Regions from separate parts of the Homo sapiens genome. Here all the other regions are linked to region 3. The links are chromatin loops, found by intact Hi-C in ENCODE. Cell type or tissue: heart left ventricle. All regions are shown on one strand.

What was found. A loop is a pair of places that touch in the nucleus more often than their neighbours do. Peaks named below come from ENCODE experiments on the same cell type or tissue, not always from the same donor. Only the 100,000 strongest peaks of a DNase experiment are listed, where the experiment ranks them.
Region 1: a loop joins it to region 3, with 2.6 times the contacts of the local background. A loop is called at or near these places in 20 of 110 quality-filtered maps.
Region 2: it touches region 3 in a loop (4-fold over the local background); 21 of 110 quality-filtered maps call a loop at or near these places.

Annotation. Positions count from the first base shown.
Region 1 is chr12:20,593,056-20,598,055 of GRCh38, reverse strand. The region is part of intron 2 of PDE3A (phosphodiesterase 3A); the gene reads right to left. Among named protein-coding and RNA genes, the nearest start is that of SLCO1C1, 100 kb to the left of the region's middle. In heart left ventricle, no CTCF peak of the experiment used is centred here; no DNase peak of the experiment used is centred here; H3K27ac peaks cover 249 bases.
Region 2 is chr12:20,209,781-20,214,780 of GRCh38, reverse strand. LOC105369686 (a long non-coding RNA gene) reads right to left here. Exons shown (of 3, transcript XR_931417.2): 2 at 4,128-4,186; 3 at 2,348-3,004. LOC105369687 (a long non-coding RNA gene) reads right to left here and starts at 2,340. Exons shown (of 2, transcript XR_001749039.1): 1 at 1,445-2,340; 2 at 1-125. RefSeq lists enhancers at 1,140-1,880, 1,881-2,622. In heart left ventricle, no CTCF peak of the experiment used is centred here; a DNase peak (open chromatin) is centred at 1,910; H3K4me3 peaks cover 1,099 bases; H3K27ac peaks cover 2,976 bases.
Region 3 is chr12:19,913,896-19,918,895 of GRCh38, reverse strand. No RefSeq gene overlaps it. Among named protein-coding and RNA genes, the nearest start is that of LINC02398, 98 kb to the left of the region's middle. In heart left ventricle, a CTCF peak has its summit at 3,015; no DNase peak of the experiment used is centred here; H3K27ac peaks cover 560 bases.

The DNA.
Region 1 (5,000 bases), 680 kb before region 3:
TATTTTTGGAAAACAGAGTGTGTTTTCTCTAAAGAAACACTGTTAGAAGTGATTTTGAAGCTTATGAGCACAAAAAAAACATAAGTATGATAGAATTTTGTTTGTTTGTTTTCCACTGCAAATTTACCCTATTTCAATAATGTCACAAAGGGAATACAGAGGTACTGAAAAAATATCCATTTCTTCTTCATTCATTTGACAAATATTAACTGAAATCTATTGGGTACCTGGTACTATCTACACCTTAGGGCTACAGAGATGAATGAATCAGGGCTGCTACCTTTAGGTAGCTTGCAGTCTAGTGGAAGGCATTCAGGGAACTGAAAGGGGTTAGAGGATAAAGGAGAAAACCCTGTGGGTGTATCCAGTACCCCTGGTTATAAGAAGAGTGAAAGAAGTTGGTTGAAAGTGAAAACAGTTGTTTCTCAAAGTGCAGATCCTAAAACACCTGAATCTGTCCATGTGGTTCTTTTCCAAACTTTGAAAATGGTCACTCTGAACAGAGTCACCATTATCATTCATACCTCTCTTCAAAGTAGGATCAAAAAAAGAAAAAAACCAACAAAAAAGCCTATTATCCAGAAAAGAGAATTGTGAGAAGGGTGAAAGACAGATAGCAAACATACTTATCACTATAATATAGCATTTCCCTCAAAATCTTGAGCCCCTATAAGTCTCATAGATCCAACACCTAAGTCTTATCTTTGAAACATGGACTTCAAGGCTTTCTAGCTTCTGATCCACCCAGCAATGAGTTGGGAACTTGAAACTCCCTTCCCTCTCAGAATACCTGAGGGTTCCTTCTTGCTTACTGGTTTTTGAGAATGGAGTAAGCTTATCTGTAAGTCATTTTACATATAGGGCAGGTAGGTGTAATACACTACAGTTTGTAATATAATTTCTTGATTTTCTAAGATGCAACTCAAGAGATCTAAACAATGACATTGTAAAGGGAGTGACTTTCAACATTTGAAAGCAGTGCACACAAAAGGTTATGTAATTTGCCCAAGGTTACAAAGATCTTAAGCTGCAGAGATGACATTCCAACCCAGGTAGTCTGGATCCGAAGCCCTACGCTATTCACAATGCTAAATACTGGGTACCGTTCCTATGTACAGTCATTTACCTTCAATGATATGAAAATATCCTTGCCAATTTGCTATACGGTATTTTTTTTAAATAAACACTTCCTCCAATTAATGAGAGCCTAAGTAGATAAAGATTATTAAGGGGAACTTGTTAACATCATCAGTAAACTCCAAGATTTCATGGTTGACTCCCTTCTTTCACATCTTCTTTGAAAATGTCAAATTAGACTCTTCCCAGAACTAAGTATTAGGAAAGGTCCCACTATTAATATTTTTCCATCAAGAAAAATGCCACTTATTCTCTCTATTTCTGATACTTAAGCCAGATCGTTCATATGGTTTGCCCCGGAAGGAAAAACTTGTGGATTCTTGTGGAGACTTCTATTGCTAAAAGGAAGGCATCCGTCTTCATTTTCCTCTTAGGTGGTAATGAATATAAAATTGTATGATGTATCTGTCTACAAGTCTGGGTTAATCACTTCAGTTTAAGAAACTGGTTTCAGTTGTAATCTTATTATATTCAGAATGTTATGAGACAATTAAAAAATATGATTATCCTAGGATCAGCAGACATGGTGGCTCACCAAGACATTTAGCGGGCAGATGTCAGGCAGGATCATCAAGGTTTTGTATGGGAAGTATTTCAAAATGATACCCCACTCCACATTTAGCAACAATGTGTTGCTGAATAAAGGAGGAAATTAAGTAAGTAAATAAGTCATTTGGTCATAATAGTGAGTCACTCAGGATTTCTGTCATAGATTTGTTTTCTTCTTGTAGACATAATTGCTAGTTCAGTCAATGCTTCCACAGAGTGTTTGTATGGTAATACCAACAGATTTATGGAATATGAAGAGTCAATTTCTACAGAAATTCAGCACATGTTCTTTAAGACAAAGATCTATGCAAAAAAGGACAAAATGAATTCAAAAATAATCTTTTAAAATTATAATCATAAGATTAATACAAGCACTGATTAAAAATATGTTTTTTTCTGAAAATAAGGAGGAGGATGTAGGAAAAACATTGATATTAAATTTGTCTTTAACCATCATTTCAGTCAATTTTAATTTCATTTCATCTTAAAATAGGGAGATAAGGACTAAAGTAGGGTGGCAATGCTTTAATTGAAATATGCCATAAAAACAAATAAGCAAAGCTTTATCTTAAAAATGGACACAGAGCAGATGCAATGGCCCCTTTCAAGTGCTGGCCCTGCTGGCAAACTGAAGAATATATAATTAAGACAGAATAAGGTCTAACTAAAAAGAGCTTCAAAATGTCTCCCTACTAGTTTCAATACTTCAAACAAATACTTTAAACTTGCTATATTATCTCTATCATCAGCTACATTCTACTCTGGCTCAAAAGATTATAAGAGCTTCTTGAATATCCATCAAGCATGTCTTGTGGCTGCTGGACCAATTGACAGCCTCATTAAATTTCCTATGGACTATGATAACATTCTGATATTAAGACAAATAGGTCCAAAGACATTTGGAAATGTCTAATTCTAAACTGTCTTCAAAGCATATGCAGTGGCTATCATGATTGACTCTCTGTGCCAATCATGATAATTTCAACTCCAAAGCCAGGGATTTGATCAAGAATGGGTAGGCCAAGTCAATGTGAGTCAATGAGATATGAGGGGAACTTAGCTTCATGCTTCTAGAAAAGGAAATCCTTTTTCTTCAGAAGAAAGTTTGTTGCTGCCAGCAGCCATTTTTGGATCACAAGTAGAATCGGCATTAGGATGAGACCAATACTATAGACAGTAGCAGAGTAGAGAGAATAAAAAACCTAGGTGCGTTATAACATTGCTGAATTCACTAAATGCACTAATCCTGAAGGCTTCCCTCCTTTGGCCTTCTATTCATGAGAAATAATAACATCTCTTTATTGCTACAACTAGTTGAAGTAAAGTTTTCTTTTATTTACAGTTGAAAATATTCTAATACAGCATAATTTTTTTTTACCAACTGTATATATATAATATACCAACTGTATAGATAAATAGGTGGTAATAATAAAATTTTATAATGTATCGATCTACAAGTCTGGGTTAATAACTTCAGTTTAGGAGAACAGTTTTAGTTATAATCTTATTATATTCAGAATGCTATAAGGCAATAAAAAAATATGATTACCTTAGGTTCAGCCAAACACGGTAACCTACTGAGGGCTGAGTGATGAGCACCAGCTAGTTCTCTTAGCCAAGTGACTCATTTCTGCAAGCGAGCCCCCAACATACTATCCATATCTGAATCCTAGAGGCAAATTAATAATCAAAATGCTACTCATTTAATATTCTTATAGAAAGGCACTTCAGACATGTTTGGATTCTGTAAGCTTCTTAAAGATGAGCGTCATTTCATACTCATTTTCTAACCCCACAGCATTTTGCTCAGGTACCAGGCTCAGCAAAAAAAAAAAAAGCCCCTAATTAGTTTAAATGAATTCTCTTTTCTCCAGTTCTTCTTGGCAGAAAATATACAAAAATAAGCTATCCAATCTTTATTGAGGACTTTAATTCGGCTTCATATGAATTTCTAAATATAGAAAGGACTTCTTAATTCTTGACTTCCTCCCTATTGTTTCAATGAGCAAATAATATTTTTTCTTTTGGTTAATACCAGTCTCCTACCACTGTACTTTTAATTTCATCCTTCTAATAGACAGCATATTTGTTTTAATTAGTGCATTTCTTATTCATTCTCTTTTTCCTCCTCGCTTTTTCCTCGCAACTTAAAAACATTGTTAGCATTATCCTCTACTAACAAAATTAGGGTCTTTGACCCCATCTCTAAGGAGCTAACCATTTTTTAAAAAATTATAATCTATTAACATTTTGAAAGCCCTTAAAGAGAGTTCTGCTCTCACTAATTCTCTATCAATATTAATAAATATCTTAATCAAAATATCTAATGACAACATTCCTGGCTTTTTCTTGCTTCACCACCAGACATTACTGAAGCCTAGCACCTCAGGCACAGCCATCTCCTCTTCTTCTGGCCTAGCTTTTTTCCAGCCTGAGAACAAACTCACTGTCTGCTTTCCTTTTTATTATTTTTATCCACATTAATCTGTGCCCTTCCCTCCCAGCCCTCACCCTATGTTATAATGAATACAGTACCCGCTAATCTGTTGTTCCAACACTGACCACTCCTTCGAGCTTCTGGACAGCTCCACTCAGATATTCCAAAGCAATTTCACACTCAACTTTCCAAAAGAAAATATTTTATCTTTGGAAATCTTTTCCTCATGTATTTCCTACTTGGCTAAAACCAAAATCACTAACCAAAACTGGACACGTTGACTCTTAGGTTTTATTTGTATTTATTCTTTGCTTTCTTACCTTCAACATCAAATTGGTCAGTGGATCTGGAAATTTACATGCAAGACTGACATTTTTTTTTTTTTCCTTAAAAAGCCTCTCATCCCTGCTTTAATCCATCTCTCATTATATCACACGAGGATGGCTACAATATTTTTTTCTTCTAGTTTCTTCCTGCCACAAACTTGGCTTTTCCCAATGCAGAGATATTATTATGCTGCTCTGCCACTTCAGGGCTCCGCGAAGTTAGGGAACAACATTCAACTTCTTGGTTGTCTTTAAGTGTGTTAACATTTAACCTTTAACCCGCCGCCCTTTTCCAGTTACATCTCCACGTGCTCTACTAATGCCTCATCCCTCCAGCTAACCTGGATTCTCTTTACAGATATGATGCCACAACCCTATGCTTTGGTTTATGGTGTTACTTCTGCCTACCACTTCATTTCTTTTATTTAGTATTGATTATCAAGATTCAACTTTAATATATAAAAACATTCCAGCTTCATTCTCAAACTGACACCAAATTAATCACTTCAGCCTCGAAGTCTCCATAGTACTTTGTTCAACATCTATTATGA
Region 2 (5,000 bases), 300 kb before region 3:
TGCAGTCTTTCAAAAGCCCTCCTGAGTATACTGCATTAACTGGTTGCCATCTCCAAGCAGAAGTCATTATTATCACATCCTTGAGGGCAATGGTTTGACATTATTAGATTTCTGCATGGCCAACTCTGAAGATGGAGACAGAAAAATCACATTCAGGAAAAGCTCTTCAGAGCAGGACTTTGGAGAAAAATATAAATAATGAGGTAATACAAACTCTAAAGTAAACCAGGCAAAGGGCCAAGAATTATCATGCAAAGGGAGAATGGACACAATCAGCTCTCATGTACACACGTGCCTTTCAAATGGCAGGAGAGACATAGAACACGCATCTCTAGTAATTTTTAAAAGTCAAAGCCAAACCAGCCCACTCCCTTCAATTATTGTTAGAGGACATCCTTCCACAGCTCACTGTTGGCCTCAGATCACTAGTTTTGCTGACATCATTCTAGTCACATGGTAGAGATGTTTACACTTTGTAGAAACTTCCATTTTATTCTACATTAATTTAGTGTCAAGGTTATTCTCCTAAGTAAATGAAAGTAGAATAATGAAATGTTCAAGTCATCTTATCACAATTGTGTTGTAAGGACTTTGTGTCTTCGCCGTAAGTCCCCAAAGTGAAGACATTTCCCTCCTCTCATCTCAAGTACTTTTTGGTCTTTTGAAATGAAAAAAGTAAGTTTTATATTATAACAGCTAGAAATTAGCAGATGTTTTGGCACACTCTGAACTTGCGTTCTGACATTATTGCACAACTGCCTCTACACTAGCAGTTTTTTTTAATCTATTTTAGGTGATCCAGCACTGATCCATCCTTCAATAGCCATAGCATTTGATCTATTATTTAATGCTTTAGAAACACAATGCTCTATCACGTGATACTTTATAAACTAACTGACAAACTCAACGGCATTGTCTACTAGAGAATTTTATTTATTTCATAGCACTTCACTTAAAAACCAATTTGTGGGGTTTTAGGTGACATTTTGATAATTCAGCCTATAAAAACCTCACTTCTCTTTTATTTTCTGGCAAAATCTGAACATACAGTGTAACAAAGAGTCATGTTATTCTATATCACAAGCTTAAAATGTAATTCATTCTTGTAGAATTAGAATTTTACTACTGCTCGCAAAGTTACATGAATGCTGTGAAACTGTACATAAACAGGATCAGCATAGATGTTATTTATGTAGATAGATATTTATATTTATATACTTTTAACATTATTTCAAAAACGTGGCCCACCCCTTCTCAAGGTATTAAATATTCAGCAGTTTACTAGCATAAGAATTGGGAGCTTTATATTTATAGTACAAGGCATTTGATATTTGCAATACCGTTCAATAGATAAGTCTGATATTTAAATTTGGTTTTGTTCTATGCCTGGTTATTTTAGAGTTCGTCCATATGCTAGCTAATTTGCTGCCAGTCAGATACTTACTTGCTTTTGTTAATTGATGCAGAGTTCAACACACAGATTTCTTCTCTCCCATCTCTTGTCCTGTCTTTCTCAAGCTCATTAATTTTGTGGCCCAATTGACCTTTGAGCAGATCAAATCTCTCCTTCAGAGTCATGGCTTGCTTTATCTATTTACGTATTTTACACTCATATTGCATTCTTTGGCCCAGACAAAGTTTTCTAAAAAGTGGTCCTCTTGAAACGTTTTCCCACTAAAACAGAAGGGCTGTGGTTTTACACCCACCAGGGAGGAAAGAGCAGCTAGGGACACTCTGCTGGTTCCTGAAAGAAAGTCTGCGGATCTCAGGGTTTCCTTTGTCTCATTGTGATCACACACACATTGCTAATGGCCTGAGGCACTCATACATTTCAGGGAGCTCTCCAGCCTTCTCTTGAACTAATTCCTTCCAGAGCCTCTGTTCAAGTGTGACTCATCACTCTGCAAAGCCACTGCCTCCCAGCACGCCTCCTGCCAAATGTGGAGGGCATGTCTTTCCCACTGGATTCCTGCCATTTCTTTCGTACATTTGACGTAATCCCCTTTCCCATTGTTTTTGTGCATTTGATTGTGCAAAATTGCAGGCAAAAAAGGAAAGCAGAAACTGAAAGCCTGCAAAATGACTGTTCTGAGATGCCTTTAGTAATCTGGGGTATTCTTTGGCCATGAAGATCTCCACTAGTTTGAATAGGGAGGTTTAGTTGAGTTCTGTTTATTTTTGTGTTTGTTTGCTTTTGGTGGGGACAGTGGGGTATTATCAGACTTCACTTGATTTTAGGACAGTAGACAAGACTAGAGGAGACATAAAAATAATAGACATGCTGAAAAGCCAAAATAGATATATAAATAAAAAATAAAAATATTGAACACTTTCAGTCAAATTTACCGTCTGAGCAGACCCTAGACCTTACTAGAGATTTCATGGCAACAGAAATAGTCATCACATTCTGTGTCCGTCTGGATTTCTGCCATTAATTATCCACTCTCTTCTCAGTACTGTCAACCTTTTCCTTTCCACTGGCATCTTTCCCTTTGTGCATAAACATGCTCAAGTCTCTCCCATCTTAGGAATAAATACTTCCTCGATTCTGCCTCCACTCTAGCTACTGAATCTTCTCCTTTGTAATTTTTTAAAAATAGATCAGCTTCTAGAACAAGCAGTCTACATGGACTGTCTTCACTTCCTCATATTTAGTTTCTTTCCCTTATTGATGAAAACTCTTCCAGGTCTACATTATTGCTATTCCAAAGTGAGCTTCTAGGTTGCTCATTCCAATTTAATTAGTCAGTGTACTATTGGATACAAGTGACTGAAGACTCAATGCAAGTTGAGTTAAAGAAAAGCTGTTGTTATTATTGTAGTTATTACTAGTATTTAGCTCATTTACCTAAAAAAAGCTCATTGCTTGTACTGACTTAGGTGCAGCTGAACTAGGACTTGCTCTCCTTTTCCTCACTCTGCCTCCTTCTATTTTGGCTTTACTTCTTGGCTGGTTCATGCTTCATGGTGGTAAAAAGTGATTTTTACACTTACTTCCTCATTGCTGTAAATATATCAGAAAAACACAGCTGTTAGATCACAACTCCCGTATAATTCTCGGGGTTAACTTTGGTGTACTCAGAATGAATTGTGTGTTCACTGCTAAACAAAGCACTCTGGCCAAAGGGCTGCAGCCTCCTATTGACTAGGTCCGTGTTAAGTGTATTCTTTGGAATGAAGCATGGCTTTGAATTTTGGCTCTAACAAAGTTTATTAGTAGTAACAATATAGCTATACTTCCTATGTTATTCATTTTACACCTAGCATCTGTTCTTTATAACAAGCCTGCAGGTTATGAATTAAACATTATGAAGAGGGTAGGAGTTCAAAGAACTTAAATAATTGGCCCAACTCTTAAAATTAATGAAGAAGATCTAAGATTTGAACCCAAGTTTGTCTAGACTCAAAGTTGTGCTCTTCCCACTGGATCATACTGAGATATTATATCCAAAGGAGTCATCACATGCCGGGTGTGGTGGCTCATGCTTGTAATCTCAACACTTTGGGAGGTCAAGGTGTGAGATCACTTGAGGCCAGGAATTTGACAACAGCCTGGGCAACATAGTGAAACCCTGTCTCTTAAAAAAAAAAAAATTAAGTTAGCCAAGTATGGTGGCATGTGCCTGTACCCCTTGCTACTGGGGAGGCTGAGATGATAGGATTGCTTGAGCCCAGGAGGTCGAGGCTGGAGAGAGCTATGATTGCACCACTGAACTCCAGCCTGGGCAACAGAGAGAGATCCACATCTCTTAAAAAAGAGGAAAAGAGTAAAAATAGTCATTACAGAGCTAGCACACATGCTTAACTAATGTTAGTTCCTTTTTTTTTTTTTACTCTGCTCATGCAATTCTGATCAGATCATAGCTCTTAAAAATTTTGTCATGAAGTCCTCTCCAAATCTGGCCCTCACTTAGCTTCAATGGTTTCACCCATCTATCTTCCTCAGGTCGTTCTAAGCCATTTGTTTTTCTTTAAACATGCCAGGTTCCCTAACTTGTCTGAAATTTTGAATATAAAATGTATTTATTCTGTCTGATTTCCTCTCCCCACAGAAAATTACTCATTTTTTTTAAGTCTGACCTCAAGTACTTACTATGTTCTGCATTTCCTCTGCAGCTCATACATACCTTCATTATGGAATTATTACATTGTATTGTAGTAGTTCCTATATCTTCTCCCCACTATGCTGTAAAATAGACAAGTTAAGGCCATGGATCAAGTCATTTTCTCTTCATTTCCCAGGAACATAATGTAGGTACTACATAAATGTATGTTGAATGAATAAATGGATATACAAAGAAACAAATTTCTTTTTACCAAATTGGCCCAAACTCCTTTTCCCAGCACAGACTTTCCCAGCACAAACAACAACAAAGATGACAGGAATAGAGATGGAATGGAACAGGACAGGACAGGACGGGACAGAGAGGACAGGAGAAGAGAGGAGAGGAGAGAAAGGGGAAGGGAAGGGGAGAGAGGGGAGAGGGGAGAGGGGAAGGGGGAAGGAGAGGAGGTGGGAAGGGGGAGGGGAGAGGAGGTGGGAAGGGGGAGGGGAGAGGAGGTGGGAAGTGGGAGGGGAGGGGAAGGGAGAGAAAGAGGAGGGGAAGGGAGAGAAAGAGGAGGGGAAGGGAGAGAAAGAGGAGGGGACAAAGTTTCCTTTGCTAGGAACACTTAGATAAACCTCAGGGAGGAATCTGACCGCCATTTTCCCCCAAAACAAAGCCTGCGCATATGGGGCCTCAGACCATGTGTCCTCACATCTACAGAGAAGTTCCAACTGCTGGATGTTATCAAAATGAATGGTCCCTTCCTGAGGCCAAGCCGGTCCTTCCTATACATCACAATTTGGCCAAGCCTTTGTGCAGAGGGCTATGAAGTATTTTTCCTCCAGGTTCTGAAGATAAAAACAGTCCCAATGTTTAAAGATACACTCTGGAAGAGTATAAGCTGGGGGTGGTGAAGAGAACTGGTTGCCCATTCTGAAAGACAGGGAATAGAGG
Region 3 (5,000 bases):
TATTTCTTTCTCTTGCCTGATTGCCCTGGCCAGAACTTTCAATACTATGTTGAATAGGAGTGGTGAAAGAGGGCATCCTTGTCTTGTGCCGGTTTTCAAAGGGAACGCTTCCAGCTTTTGCCCATTCATTATGATATTGACTATGGGTTTGTCATAAAAGCTCTTATTATTTTGAGGTGTGTTCCATCAAAACCCAGTTTACTGACAGTTTTTAACATGAAGGGATGTTGAATTTTATCGAAGGCCTTTTCTGTGTCTATTGAGATAATCATGTGGTTTTTGTCCTTAGTTCTGTTTATGTGATGAATTATGTTTACTGATTTGCCTGTGTTGAACCAGGCTTTCATCCCTGGAATGAAGCCAACTTGATCCTGGTGGATACGCTTTTTGATGTGCTGCTGGATTTGATTTGCCAGTATTTTATTGAGGATTTTTGCATCAGTGTTCATCAGGGATATTGATGTGAAGTTTTTTTGTTGTTTCTCTGCCAGGTTTTAGTATCAGGATGATGCTGGCCTCATAAAATGAGTTAGGGAGAAGTCCCTAGGCGATGGGTTGACAGGTACAACAAACCATCATGGCACATGTTTACCTATGTTACAAACCTGTACGTTCTGCACTTGTATCCTGGAACTTAAAATAATTTTTTTAAGAAAACTTATAATGATGCAAATGATTCTTGACAAATAACAATGAAAATAAATTTTGTCTCCTAGAGATTAGTAGAGATGTTATATAGTAAATCCAAATGACTCCTGTCAGGTAAAAAAAAAAAAAAGATAACTCCCAATATTATATTTACTTGCTCTAGAGGACATTGACTAGATTGTACCTAACTTAGCAATCTTTCATTCAATATTTATTCTTTCAGTGACTACACTTGTTCTCTAGTATACTCCTTTGAACCAGATTTATCACACTTAGGGCTAATTAAAAAGGTAAATCTTTAATGTGCTCACTTAAAAAAACTGTGTAGAAATACCCAAATCCTATATTAGTATCAGGCATACTATCTCTCCTTAAGGATCTCATGGAGACATAAAGGAGCAAAGGCAAAATCAAACAACACTTTATTGATATTGGCACAGCCTGAAACCCCAACGTGGAGCTCTATGTTAATTGGATTCAAGAATTAAAGAGTGATTTTTCCTTCTACCTAGCCCCAAATCTAAATTTTATGATCAGGCAGCTACCCCAGATTTTTTAAATGAGGAGAGTAAGGTGGGTGGCCAGACTGCCCTATGGATCAGCCTGCCTGCCAGCCACTTGGAAGAAAGAGAGAAGAAAGGGTCATATCCATAGGTAACCTTTAAACGAGTATCAACCCTTTGGCAAATGTGGCCTAATCAGCATCCTGAAATTTGATAAATCAAATTAGCCACAAAATCCTTTTTATTGTGGTGGCAAGGATTAGGAGAGGGGCTGGGCCTTGAGTTAGCTAATCCCCTAGATAGATGCCTATCTTCCACAGCAAAATGGATGTGAAAATAACCTGGGATAGGTTATCATCTAGCTGGAGAGGCCAGACTTTGAACATTAAGTAGTGTTAAACTAAATTTGGCCTGAGGATGTGAGTCCTTTCATAACAAACTGCAGCCTCACTTAGCACATAAACTAACAGAAGACCTAATTTAGGAGTACTCCTGTAACAATACCTGAGTCTCAGCCAGTGACAACAGCTGAGCTTCACTTAATTGCAGGTGGACAACTGATCAGATCTTGTTCAAATAAGGCAAACACCGAGTTGTAACCAGGAGAGCTATCTCTGCATCTTACTTCCTCCTCTGTTTATTAATGCTGCCTGACCACACTGTGGACTGGAGCTCTCCGAACCTGTTCTCGTTTTGAGGGTTGTGGGTTCAGGAATTATTCTTTGCTCAATTAAGCTCTGATAAATTTAATTTGATGAAAGTTTTTCTTTTAACAATAGTAAGACAAGAGCTATCAATACAGATGTTCTAGGGTAAAGGAAGGAAATATTACTATGGACCGGGGTGTTGTAAATGAAATTTGATGGGCAAAATGCAAGATTTTTTTTTTTTTTGGAAAGAAGCAAATACAGGAAAATCCAGGAACGCTTTGGGGTTCTAGGGAGTGGGAGAGTACAGATTCTATCCTGAGATACCAATTTTAATTCTTAAGAAAGAAGAGAGACTTTAATAGAAATTCATGCATATTTAAATAAAATATAAAAAGATGATGGGGGGAGGGGAGAGTCAGTGCAGCAGGACCAGAGGCACAATGCTAAGTTCTAACACACACTGACATCACTGCAATACCCTGGAATAAAGGAAGCCCTAGCTTCCAGCAGTCGGGACTTCTCTCTCTGCAAGCATAGCCTCAAAGCACCTCTGATGGATGGCTCCCAAGACATTTCATTGCTTGAAGTTCAGCAAGTTTGAATTACCCTCTAGACATCAACATTAACTTCACAGGTACTCATTGTTAATCTCCTACTAAAATAAATTGGATTGGATGAAAGAAAATAAAGGGATATGAGGTGGAAGAAGGATGTGTTTGGTTGGGAAAAAGAAAAGAGGGTGTTACAGAGGCTCAACTCCAGACTGATCAAACAATGAAGCTTGGTATGAGCACAGAACCTGCAGTGGAAAAGCCAGTCCTGGCTATGCCACTAGCTGTCTTGGACAAGCCATTTAACCACTCTGATCTTGTTTCCATATCTGTAAAATCAGAGAATTAAATCAAGAGAAATGATCTCCTAGCTTCCTCCGACTCTAATATTTTAAACTTTAATTGTGAGCACAAGAAATTAAATTTAACAGTAGACAAACAATAGAAAAGGAAAGGGACTCAATTTCACAGAAGTAAATCAGCAACAATCACTGGTTCTAACCCCTTTACAAAACCTTTCAGTTGTTTACTTTCTGAATAGAAATCAAGCATATTAGAGAATGAGACAATCACAGTCCTATTCACAATACTGAAACAAACATAAAAAGAACCTCAAGGACAACAACAAAAACACATGGTCATTGTTTTATTAATGAGATGCTGCCTCCTGCAGTACAAGGTCAACATAACACTTAAGCTTCAAATGTTTGCTCACAGCCAGACCATTTTATTTTAGTAGTCTTGCTTTGGGGAAGGTTTTTTTGTATGTTTTTTGTTGTCTTTTTTTAATTAGGGTGATGGGAGAAAAATGGGATAGCGCTTTTAAAAATTGCAGTCATTTGAAGGAAAATGCTTTCTGACTAATTATGCAAGTGTCTCTGAGAGTTGGTTGCCTTCACACGTTCTCTGGAGCCTGGCTTTCTTCTCTGTGCTTTGTGCCACCTGGTTTGCAGCTGAACAAAGAACAATCCTCTCCCTTTTGCATTAGTCTTGCTTGAAGAGTTCATAAGAAAACAGTGATACCAATTGTGGCAGGCTCTTGAGAAAGTGTAATTACACAGAAACAAATAGGGTATGTGTTAGCCTAAATATGTCTGGAGTGATTTATTATACTTGTTACAGTTCAATAAGTTTTTGTCTTTGATGTGGGGGTTTTCACTGAGGAAAATGTATGGCAAATTCTAACAGTAAAATCAGCATTACAAGAGCATGAACTCTGGATCCAGACTGCCTGGGTTTGAAATCCAGCTCTGGCCCTTACCAGCTATGTGACCTGGATTAAGTTACTTAAACTCTCTGTGCCTATTTCCTCAGCAATGAAATAGGAATAATAGTAAAACTTATATTCTTGTTGAATGAGTTAATATTTATAAAGCCCTTAAAACGGCATGTAGTCAGTGCTACGTAAGTATTGACTAGCACTGTATAAATATTTGTTCAAGAAACTCAGAGGGGGATGAATGAAGACCTAAATTCTTACTTTTTAAAATATTTTTCCTTTCATAACCAGCAATCATGTCTCTTTTTTGCATCTCTCTATCTTTAATAATTGTTATCTTTTTCCTATCCTTTTTTTCTCAGATTATTCTTTCTTGTTTTCCCACCATTACGGAGAAAGTAAGAATCAAAGTATCATAGAGCAGGAAAGTATTTCTAATGGGGTTTAGTCCTTTCATCCACAAGGAAAAAGAACTGAAACCTAAAGAGTTTAATTGACATGTCTAGGGTCAAATAAGCTGATAAATGGCTGCTTCCTATCAGACATTCGAAAACTCCTTCCTCTCCAAAACCCACTATTTCTGATACTGAACTTACAATTATTGCCCACCTCTCTTCTCTCTCTCTACCATACCTTACTCCAGCATAGGACTGGGGACTGAGTATCTTGCTCAACTGCATTCTTAATTACCTTTCTAATCTGGTTACTTGAATTCCCTTTTGCTGGCATACATAACGTGCCCACAGTTCTGGAACAAAAATGAAGACACGTGATAGGAGTTTTTTTTTATTTTTTTGTGCATAATATGTAAATTAACATACATAAAATGAGTTAGGAAAGCATAAAATTTAAATCACAGATGATTTTGCATTTGGAGAATTAACTTTATTTAAAAGAATGAAGTTGCATGAAATTCATACTGTTCTAAAATTCAGATGTGTACTCTCCTGTACGGGAGGAAAAAGTGGCTTCCCTCCACACTTCTGGATTGTTTGGGCAAAAAGTTAAATTAACATAAGGCAGATTAACAAGAGAAAAACCATTTAAATTACCTACATAGCATATGGGAGTTCCACAAAATGTAAGACTTGAAGAAGGGTCAGATGATTGAAGCTTATCTAGCATACTGAGCTATAGAAAGTAATAGGAACTTGAAGCTGCTAATGGGGAGGAAGGATGAGGACCACAGAAGTTATGGAAAGATGAGAAGAGGAAATGTATAATGAATAAAGGTTGTCCTATTATGCATAATAATAAATAAAAGGTCTCTCAGAGCAGCCCTCCTTTAGATATAGATATTTTTACTAATGTAGATTTCCTTCATGGATATAAATTTATTATCACACAAATTTTCAGTGTTAACAGCTTTTCAGGGGTACTCCTCTCGTGTCTGCAGTTCTCCGCTTAAAGTATGCCAGAGTAGTATATT